Regions from separate parts of the Homo sapiens genome. Here region 2 is linked to region 1. A link is a contact called in ENCODE Hi-C data. All regions are on one chromosome and are shown on one strand. Each heading gives the region's core, a stretch centred on a gene start or an enhancer-like site at or near the end of the contact. The rest is flanking DNA. Distances are from core to core; before and after follow the strand shown.

Region 1 (5,414 bases), core at 555-3,054:
ATAAGAATTGGTGTTTCTGCCTTAAGTGGGTTTATCATGTATAGGATCTTAAAAAAAAAAATCTCAACAGAAGTTTAAGTAACCCTTTTTTTTTTTTTTTTTTTCTGGTGATGTTTTAACTGACCCAGAGGAAACAGTGCTCAATCAGTGAGACCTGACCAGAGAATAAGAGGCCGATTTCAGTGAACTCCCATAAAATGGATATTTTGCTAGCCAGAAGCATGGGAAATTGTGTGTGTGTGTGTGTGTGTGTGTGTGTGTGCTTAAAATAAAATCCAATGGTAAAGCATATTTGCATTAAAATATTACGCTAACCAAGGCTGGTAAGAACTGTAAATTATTGGAGTGGCGTAATAGAGCATGAGATTTTTTTTTTTAAGACAGGCCTTCGGGGTAATAGCAAGGGTTGAGGCTCACGACAGTGCCAAATAAGCTTTAGACAGCATAATAGTCTGCAAAGAAAGCCACAGAGCACTAATGTGAAGGAAGAGCTGTCCACCACATGCAGCAAAAATCACCAAAGGTCATTTTATGGTAGCAATTGTGACATAAAATTGGTGGTCATGCTACATGTCTAATACTCAGCACAGCTTTATAAATGATGGGCCCCTAGCGATGGCTGTCATTAAGTGCTTTCATCATAATAAACTTTAAACTGTTGGCTTTATGAATCGCCAGCTAGCTTCAGCTGTTCGTTGGATGGAGCTTGCAGTGCCTTAAGTGTGACAAGACCTATTAGGAATTGCAACCATGTTTCAAGCGTACTTGGCTTCCCCACTCCTGGGGTGATTGCTGCCTATTAAACGGCGTCTGGGAAGATTTTCCTCCAGCAATCTCTGATCAAGAGCTTTTTTGGGCTTTGACCTGCATTTCCTTCAAGACTTTCTCTGAGGAGTTTTATAAGAGCAAAACTCCAGAGCATTTATAGCCACTTCTGATTAATACCTTTCCAGTTTTTCTAGCAACTCTCCCACTGCTGCATAGAGAAAAGCTTTCATTGTTCCTGAGGTGCTTATTTGTGACCTTTTTTCTGCTTCCTGATTCCCTCTAACGTGTTCTCTCAGTGAAATCCTCGGGGTGGAACCCAGACAGTTGGTGAAGTTGTTACAGCTGGAGAGACAGAGAAGGAAAGAGAGAGGCTGTTATATTTTTAAAGGATTACATGCAGAGCAGCCTGGCCCCGCCCATTTAAATACTAATGTGACGTCACCTGCCGCCCGCTGTACCAAACGCATCCTTAATGAGCCCTCGGTGTAAATTGAGCCGACACATAAAGATTTCATGATTCAAATTACACTTTCATTAACCTTTAGCATGGGAAGTCTTTTAGTTTCTATAAATCTTACAGTGGCTTACCGTCTGTCCTACTGATGTGAATAATAGATGTTCGGAGAATCACTCTTTAAAAACCAGTGTTATTTAATTTACAAGGGCTAAATACATATTTCAGACTCACTTAGCAAGAACTTTATTTACTTCTTGTTGCTTGTTCTGACTTTGAGGCCACCCCTCATCCTCCCACCCCGTTTTCTTCTGCTTGACTCAGATGTTTTGGAGATGGTAAAAGCTTTCAATGTCTAAGTCCCTGTCTTAATACTCTTATTTGTCTTTCTTTTAGGCTAAGTAGTGTCCTAAAGATAGTTCAGGGAATGTCTCAGGTGTGGACCATTACACAATTAAATTAGCAAACCTCAGAGGGCTTGGATTAGAACCCGGCAGGGAACACTTGGGGATTCGAGGGCAGAGCCAAGCTTTCTGAATGGCAGTGGCTCTCCCAGGAACAGCAAGGGTTGGCCCGCTTGGTAGTCTCAGTCACAGACTTGTCTTACCAGATAAAGTATTGCAGGCACTCTTTTTTTCTCCTGGGAGTGAACAGGAAATACATTAGTGAATGTGTCAAGCCGAAGGGAAAACAGGAGTTGGAGGGCTCGTGGCTTTTCACATACAAAGGCATCCGCCATCCCACCACGGGAGCCGGCCAAGGGTGGACAAGTGCATTTTGAGGCTGCTGCCCAGGTGCAAGGGGAGGGGGCGGGGCGGGCCGCAGAATGCCCCCGAACAAAGGCGCCTCCAGGGGCCTGTGCAGAGGTCACCTGCTGCCTCCAGGGCAGATTAAGGAGGACTGCAGAGGGCATTTGGAGGAAATGGTGCTGTGCTTCTTTGGGAAATCAATTCGTCCCACCCTTAATAGGGCATTTTGCCCTCCCTCTTTGGGAGTCCCAGGCGAACATGCTTCCAGGTCTCTCAAAATCAGTTATAACAGACCCACGTTTGAAGAGGCGGCACCTTTCCCTGCCTGCGTTCCTTCAATAGCCTGTGCCCCCTGAGAATCTCTTTCTGCTCTCTGCAACATCTCACTTCCCTTTTCTCTCTTCTTTGGGCTCCCCCGCCCCTCTCTACCGAGGCCTCTTTCATAATTAGGCTGAAAGTGGAACTTTCCCCCACTCCCTTACTTTGAGATTTCTTTTTTCCCAGTGACCTGGGCTGCACTTTGCCCCCACTCCCTGCCTGCCAATCTCTTCAGGGTTAGGGCCTCTCTCTTTCCATTCTTGCCGCTCCCCCTCCTTGAGAGCTCCGGGAGGCCCAGCCTCCCTGAATCCGATCGGCTTCCAACACAGCAGCCCCCCTGTGGAGGAAGGAAGAGGCCTCCTCAGAATGAATGGCTGGTAAGGAGGTTTTTAATTTGTCTGGAGCTACAAGAAAAAGGCCTCAGAGCAGCGTTCCCTCCCTCACCTCTGCCGCCCACGCTGGGCCACTCTGCCTTCCCGGTGGGCACCGAGGCCGCACCATCCCAGGCCAGGTCCATGGTGAAAGCTGGGCGGTGGGATCTGAAAATGTTGGCTTGTTGTCTGGGCATCACCTGTGCAATCTAGAATAAGGACTCGGCTTTGTATATGAAATTCTACTTTTTGATGGTTTGCAGCCTACCAATGTGAGAAAGGTAGAAGCTGAACACGATGTGACTGTCAGACTAGGTCGGAAAGTGAGCTCAGGCCATCACTGTCTTGATCTGCAGTCTGCCTTCTGATGGCCGAGCTCTCCTTGAGCTTCAGGGAATGTCACCATGCTGTTCCCAACCCAGAAGGCAGTACATTTAAAAGCTTTGCCCACCTGACCTATGGTTCCACCTCCAGGTACATTAGCCTTCATTTTCCTCCACAGGCTTTATTTTTAGGAGCAGAGGCCACATCCCTGATCCAGCCTACATTTTGAGTGGATCTCTCACTGTCCCTCTGTCTCTCTCTCAAGCAGCATCTCATGATGCCAAGCGAGAGCAAGTATGAAGCAGCTTGGAGGAGAATGAAGCCGCTCACAGCTTCTGAGTGTCCAGAGATCTTTCCTCTCTCCAGGGATACTCCTGGTTGGCCCACCTTCTGCCCCATAAGATGAGAACCTCGGCTCTGGGCTGGGTGACAGAGGTTTTGAGTCTCCAGCTTGCATTTCTGCCAGCTGTTAGTGGTTTTCCCTCACCTCACAGCCAGGTGCTGCTTCTGGGTCCTCTCACACACACCCTCACCCCCAAGAGACTAGATAAACCATCAGTGGTTACAATAATCTCAATATGAATATGATACTGTAGGTATTTATCCAGCTCTACCCTTGTGGTAGATTGGTGGGGTTGGGGAATAGCAACAGTACTTTCCAGCTCCTTCCATCAAGAAATGGACTCTTTCTTCACTCCTTGATTCTGAACTTGGCTTGGCTTGCTTTGGCCAAGGAGACATTAGTAAACATGAGTACAAGCGGAGGTTTGAAAATCACTTGTGCATTGAGGTTTGTCCTATCTTGATGTTTTTGGAACCCAGCTACCATGTGAAAAAACCCAGGCTGTGCTGCTAGACAGTGGAGACATGTGGCCTAGTCACCCCCATTATTCAGCCATGAGCCACTGAACGGCAGTGGCTCTCCCAGGAACAGCGAGGGTTGGCCTGCTTGGTTGTCTCAGTCGCAGACTTGTCTTACCAGATAAAGTATTGCAGGCTCAACTCTTTTTTCCTGGGAGTGAACAGAAAACGAGGACCAAACAGCCCCTGGGAGATGCAGCTCTGGCTGCAGCTGTGTGAGTGGGCCAGGTGAGCCAGCAGAAGAACTGCCCAGCTGAGCTCAACCCAAATTGCCTGCTCACAGAACATGAGCTAAAAATGGTGGTGTTTTAAAGCAACTACATTTGGGGCAGTCTGTTAACTAAGTGATGAGCAACCGATAACTCATGCAGTTCTAGATCTATTCTCTGGGGGTACTTTTCTGCGTCCTTACGTTTAACTTTTGATACAATGTTTTGCCTAAAATGTGGTGAGTTACATAGTGACTAACATTTCAAAAACACAAAAATAGGATGCAAGTACCACAGGCCTCATTTACCCTTCAGAAATTGAACCTATTACAGAGGCACATCACTCTCAGGCTACTGAGAGAGGACACCAGAGAAAGTGGGCTACAGGAGAAAGAACAATGAACCTTGAATCAGAATACCTAGTCCAGCCTGGACTCTACCAGTACCAAGCTGGTGATTGTAGGCAAGCTGCTTAATCTCTGTGGACATCAGTTTCCTCTTCTGTAACATAGGAGAGCTGAACGACATAATTTGAATTCCCAGTTCATGCTAACTTCTGAAGTATTTGAGATAAAAAACATTCTATTATGAGGACCAGAGATATTGGCCACCTCAGGGAGTTAGAATTCTCTGGTACTGTCAGAGAGTTGTCAGACATTTAGCTTGGCCCTAGAGAATATGTAATACATTGCAGGGGACTTTCTCCCATGAGGTTCTGGGGTGGATCCCAATGTTTCACCTTCCTCTGCCCCAGGCTGAACATTGCAGGGCTACCTCAGGTACCACTGCGGGGGAAGGGAGGAGTGGTGGGGGCCCAAACTCCTCCATTTTTATTCACTGATCTAATCAATACAGACATACTTTTATCACACTTAGGAGATAATTGCATTTTTTTTTTTTTCCAAATTGAAGGTCTGTGACAATTCTTTGAGCAAGTCTATTGGCTCCATTTTTCCAACAGCATGTGCTCACTTCATGTCTCTGTCACATTTTTGTAATTCTCACAATATTTACTTTTTCACTATTAAATTGTTATGGTGATCTGTGATCAGTAATCTTTGATGATACTATTGTAATTGTTTTAGGGCACCACAAACTGTAGCTAGATAAGATGGTGAACTTAATAAATGTTCTGGGTGCTCTAACTGCTCCAATGAAAGGCTGTTCCCTGTCTCCCTCCCTCTTCTGGGCCTCCCTATTCTCTGAGACACAACAATATTGAAATTAGCCCAGTTAATAACCCTGCAATGGCGTTTAACTGTTCAAGTGAAAGGAAGAGTTGCATGTCTCTCACTTTAAATCAAAAGCTGGAAATGGTTAAGCTTCATGAGGAAGACGTGTCAAATGTTGAGACAGGCTG
Region 2 (5,576 bases), core at 2,009-4,508, 1.7 Mb after region 1:
CCTGGACCTTCCCGTTTCCAGACCAAAAACTTTCTGAGGTCCTGCGTTTGAGGATTACTTTCAGCTGTAAAAGAAATCCAGCCACAATGGCTTCACCAAATAGAGGTTTGTGTTGCTCACATACCAAGAAGTCCCAGGTAGTCCATCCACGGCTGGTGAAACTGCTCTCAGAAGTCATAGAGGACTCAGGTGGTGCCTTCCTCCACCACCACAGGGCTCTTATCCTCAGCCCATGGCTTCCCGCCTCAGTGTCAAGTTGGCTGAAGCAGCTCCAAGTACCAGGTCCGTTACTCCAGGTCAGAAAAGGAGCCGCCTTTTAAAAGCATCCCAGGAAGCCCCACCCAGAGACTTCTGCTTCCGTGCCATTGGTCAAACTAAGGTCATGTGGCTGCACCTATCTGTAGGGTGTCTGAGGTGGTAAGGTTTTTGCGTGGACACTGTTGCAGCCTCAAACAGAATTAGAATTCTGATAGTATGAGTGGAGGGGGGAGATACTGAATTAAGCAAATAACTGGTGTATCATCCCTAATTCCTTAGGCCCAGCTCCCACTCCCTTCCTGAGCTGCTGAGCCAGAAAGCCTTGATGGGGTTGAAACCATCAGATGGAGCACAGCCGTAGCCAATCTGGGCCGGGCCACTGCTGCACTCTGCTTTAAGGAAGAGTACTGCATACCACAGCAGGGAGGTCATGGTTTTCCCTGGCCACACGCCTGGAGCCACTCTGCCTTCATCCTCCTGACCTCTGCCTGAAGCCCATGACCTGACACAATCAGGGCAGCAGACTGGGAAGGGCACTCCTCTCTGTGCTGGGTGCCCTCAGCAGAGCTGCAAGGGGAGGCAAGTTGGACTCCAGAGCCCCTTCCCTTCCTGATCCCAGATCCCACAGAGCAGAGCCCAGAGACAGTCAGGGGACTGTGATCATCCTATGGACACCAAGCTGCTAAAGTCTATGTATAAGAGATTGCACTCATTGCAAAGGACCACTAAGCTTCAGCCCAAATAATGAAGCACTAATAGTAAAGTTTCAGGCAGGCTTAGGGAGAGAAAGATGGGAAAATCTCTCCTGTTCCCTAAATGGAATATTGTAGGCTGCCCTCCTGAGCCCAAGGACAGGACTACAGTTGGAGAGACTCGGGGGCAGGAGGGTTAAGCCTTGATTCCAAAGGCCACTTTCCTGCCATGTCTATTTCTAGTCCCAAGTTAGCAGATGACTTGTAAGTAAGCAAGTCAGTTAAGTTTTCTAGGCTTCATTTGGGCGACCTCTAAATTATCTAGACTCTAACTCAGAAAAAAGAAGGACCAAAGTCTAGAGATTGTTCGAGAAATTCTGATTTAATTGATCTGAGATGACATCCAGAGATGATTTGTTAGCCTTACAAGTGCCCCAGTTGATTCTAATAAGCAATCAGGGTTGAAAGACCTAAATCCTTGCTCTTCAATGTGTGATCTGTGGATCAGCAGCATCGGCGTCTTAGAAATGCAGCATCCCAGACCCTGCCCCAGACCCACTGAAGCAGATGTGGTTTGACAGTACCCACCAGCCCCCAGCAATTCATATGCATCTTAAAGTCTGGGAAGCCTGTTATAGGTGATGAGACTCAATGCAATCTGTCCTGGTCTGTCCTGGGCTAGCGCGGTGGCTCACGTCTGTAATCTCGGCCATTTGGGAGGCCGAGGCAGGAGCCCAAGAGCTCAAGACTAGGCAAGGCAACATAGGGAGATCCCATATCTCCAAAAAAAAAAAAGCCAGGTACGGTGGCATGCACCTGCTGTCCCAGCTACTGGGAAGGCTAACAAGGGAGGATCACTTGAGCCTGGGAGGTTGAGGCTGCAGTGAGCTGTGATCGTGCCACTGCACTCCAGCCTGGGGGACAGAGCAAGACCCTACCAGAAAAAAAAAAAAAAAACAAAATCTGTTCTCTTTATGAAGACAATGCTCTTGGCCAGGAGGGTCTTCTAGGGGGAATGAGAGGGAGAACAACCGAGTGCACAGCCCTTCAGAAGTGCTATGGGGTTTCCATTAACCTCTGCCGCAGGCTAGGGGTGGCAGGAGCTTACTGTGCCACATCAGGAAGCTGAGCCTGTGGCAGCATATCTGCCCCTCCTCCCTTTCACCAGTTCATGCTCTGGGCTTCTGGGGAACCAAATGATTTCACCCTGCAGGCCAGGGCTGAGCAGAAAGTTCCAGAATGCCCTCAGGCCTGTGTCTGCTTCTGTCCCTTTTTTGATCTGACTCCCACGTGTAGCTTTGGGGAAATCTTGCTAATATACGTTCATTCATTATTTAAAGGTTGCTGCTGTTCTTCAGGAAGGTTAAGCATGATTAAAAGATGGGATTTTTCCACAGGGCACAGCAGAAAAGCTAGGGCTCCCACATTTTTAAGCTGTTTTGGCCAAGCCTTGTTGCATAATTCAAAGTCTGTGATTTACTTAGATTTAATTAGCCAAAGGAGCAGCAGCTGCAGGTTCATTAGTTAGTATTTATTAAGCGCCCTCAGAGGGCTTTTTAGGCTCTTAAGAGTGAAGTGGAGGATGGGTTTCGGACTTGCAAATTTCTTACACTTAAGTAGGAGGGGATTACAGATAGCTTCAGGAGGTAGGCATTTTTGTTCCTCAAAGAGAGCAAAGGGGTGGCATCAAAAGGCCTGAGCTCGTGGGGCAAATCCTACAAAGGGCCACGAGTCAGAGAGATGTCAGTCCCTCACAGGGTTATAGTGACAATTAGTGAGATAACAAGGTGGAGGCTGGTGGTGAATAAGAAGCTACACAGATGAGAGGTATCAGCCAGAGCAGGGAAGGGAAGTGACTGCTAACCTGAATTTCAAGAACTGGGAGAGGTGGGGAGGTCCGGCTCCTGAATTTGTGGGCCCAGTGCAAGAGGACAATGCAGTGTCCCATCATGAATTCCACGACGGTGACAGCAGAGCATTAAGCCATGTGGAGAGCCCCCACTGAGAGCAGGGCCCTGTGCCACTGCCCTGGCGGTGGATGACGGAGACCCCAGGGTTAAGGGGCTTTTGTGGTGCCTCTCAAATCTCACCCAGAGAGTGACTATCCTTGGCCTGTACTCCATCAACAGGAGGGAGGGAGGGAGCAGGCTCTGTGCATTTTGCAGGGGCAGGGACCGTTGGAGCAGGCCATTGGAGGAAGGAGTCTGGTGGCCCCAGGGCAAGTGGCCCCTGCATGCCTTCCAGCTCTGGGCGCAGAGTCTGCCTGCAGAGGCGCCTCTTCACAAGCAGGTCACGCTCTAGGCTTCCAGCTGCTAATCACAGGGGCTCTCCAGCTTGGGTGCATTTCCTCCCTCTGCTCCTGGCTTCCGCCCCAGTCCCATTCAGCTGATCATTCTCCGCTGGGCTAGAAAATCCAAAAATAGAAGAAAGCTACACTTTTTACCCCCTTGAGCCTCTTGTATCAAATGACACAGTCACTTTGCCTCAAACTTTTCATCAAAGCAGCCTTTGTAAGGTCCTGGGGCAGAAAGCAGGCCTTGGAAGACAGCCACCAGGAAGCCATGCAGAAAGTGCTGAGCAGGGGGACCCTTGGTGGAGGAGGTGGGGAGGGCAGGGTTTCAGGAGCTTCCCTCTGCCCCAGAAAGAGCCAGTGACAGACACTTGCTACCATGGGGCAGCTCTTCTCTGAGCACCAGCTCTAGCTTCAGGTCTTGGAAGTGCAAGAGCAGCAAATAGTGTGGCTGCACAGACCACCCATTGCCAGGGTTCAACAACCAGACCACAGAGCTCAATCAGTGATTAAGGAGCAATGATTGATCAATCAAATAAACAGAAGGAGTGTAAGAGACGATCTGAGAAAGGCTCTGTGAGCTAAAGCATTCTGTGACGGCTTCTTGAAAAGGAAGCTCACCCTTGCCGAATACCTAGGATGTATTGTACCCTGTCCAACACTCTCATGTCATCTATTTTATCCCATAGCCCTCCATGAAGGAGCACTGGTACGCACTAGATTAATCTGCCCAGGCTGCTCTAACAAAATACCACAAACTGGGTGGCTTCAGCAACAGATGCTCATTTGTCCACAGTTCTGGAAGTTGAAAGTCCAAGATCAAGGTGTTGGCAGGTTTGGTTTCCTCTGAGGCCTCTCTCGGCTTGCAGATGGCTGCTGCCTTCTCACTGCATCCCCACGTGGTCTTCCTCTCTGTGTGCATCCCTGGTGTCTCTCTGAATGTCCAAATTTCCTCTTCCAAGGACACCAGTCAGATTGGATTAAGCCCTCATTTTAACGCCATGACTTCTTTTTTTGATTTCAATAGTTTTTGGGGTACAGGTGGTTTTTGATTACATGGATAAGTTCTATAGTGGTGATCTCTGAGATTTTGGTGCACCCATCACCCGAGCAGTGTACACTGTACCCAGTACGTAGTCTAAAGCCCCTATCTCCAGATGAGGTCACATTCTGAGGTTTCGGGGGTTAGGACTTCAACACTTGAATTTTGAGGGGAGATAATTCAGCCCATGACGCCCACTTTGCTGATGAGAAATCAGACTCCGAGAGGTTCAGGAATTGCCCAAGCTTGCTCAGCCAGGAGGTACCAGAGACCAAGTGTGGCAAGGAGCTGAAAGATGATTGGAAGAAAACAAAGAACCGTGCTGCGTCTCATTCATTTAGGTTTGTGAACAAAGGTTCCGAGCTGGTTTGATAACATGGGAAGAGAACTGCTACTCCATTTCAGATGGCATTGTGTGGCCCCCTGTATATCTCTCTAGATATGTGTAGCTGGGGTAGTGGCTCCAGAGTTTTTCTGCTTATGAATCTACCCTTTTATTCTAACTGTTCCCGTGTTTCTTTTTTGTTTGTTTTGTTCTGTTTTTTTGAGACAGGGTCTCGCTCTGTCACCGGTGCTGGAGTGCAGTGGCGCAATCTCGGCTCACTGCAGCCTTGCCCTCCTGTGTTCCCACACTTCCCTCACCAAGCGCTAAGGAGGAAAATGTCTTTGAGAGGGGACAGATGTAAGGCCTCACTCACTGGCCCACCTGACCCACACACCTGCCATTTCATGAGTGGCAGCAGATCTATACTCAAAGGCCTCGGTAACTCCCTCTGGATCCCACCCCATGTCCTCTCCTAGGTCCCCTAAGACGGGAGAGTCAGTCTGTAACTGGCAGCCTGGGGTCTTCCCTCTTCAATCTGCTATGCCTGGCTCTTTTTCTGAAGACCAGGTTGGTATGTCCACTCTGAGACAGGAGTAGGTATAAGAAAGAAGAGGGAGGTGGTTGGGTAAGAGAGAAACCCTATACAGTTCACTCAGGCTGACTTTCACTTCTGAGCAATCTCCATAGCCTCACATACATAAAGCCCATAATATTTGAGCTAGCCTGAGTGGGTTCCAAGAAAACAATGATTGGAAGACTCTGGAAGCACAGTAGTTGGTAGAAAGCTCACCTGCTCTCAGGTATCAGGCCAACTTCAAAAGAACTCCAGATGACTGCCCTTAAGCAAACTCTATGCACTGTGGGAGAATCCTTGTTCTCAAAACAGATCAGTTAGGAAACTGAGCATGGTGGCTCATGCCTGTAATCCCAGTACTTTGGGAGGCCAAGGCGGGCAGATCACCTGAGATC

What was found. A loop is a pair of places that touch in the nucleus more often than their neighbours do. Pooled maps may share reads with other maps.
Region 2: a loop to region 1 is called in a map with no recorded cell type, with 7 times the contacts of the local background. The contact joins two enhancer-like sites. A Hi-C loop is called at or near these places in 2 of 37 single-sample maps with no recorded cell type and 3 of 50 pooled maps.

The regions. Positions count from the first base shown.
Region 1 is chr2:44,776,512-44,781,925 of GRCh38, forward strand. No RefSeq gene overlaps it. Among named protein-coding and RNA genes, the nearest start is that of LINC01833, 160 kb to the right of the region's middle. Within about 2 kb of position 1,805, at least 3 of the 41 ENCODE cell types and tissues checked have a DNase peak (open chromatin) inside an H3K27ac peak, as active enhancers do.
Region 2 is chr2:46,487,478-46,493,053 of GRCh38, forward strand. No RefSeq gene overlaps it. Among named protein-coding and RNA genes, the nearest start is that of TMEM247, 11 kb to the left of the region's middle. RefSeq lists enhancers at 2,562-3,094, 2,937-3,236, 3,095-3,627, 3,257-3,316, 3,427-3,476. Within about 2 kb of position 3,259, at least 17 of the 41 ENCODE cell types and tissues checked have a DNase peak (open chromatin) inside an H3K27ac peak, as active enhancers do.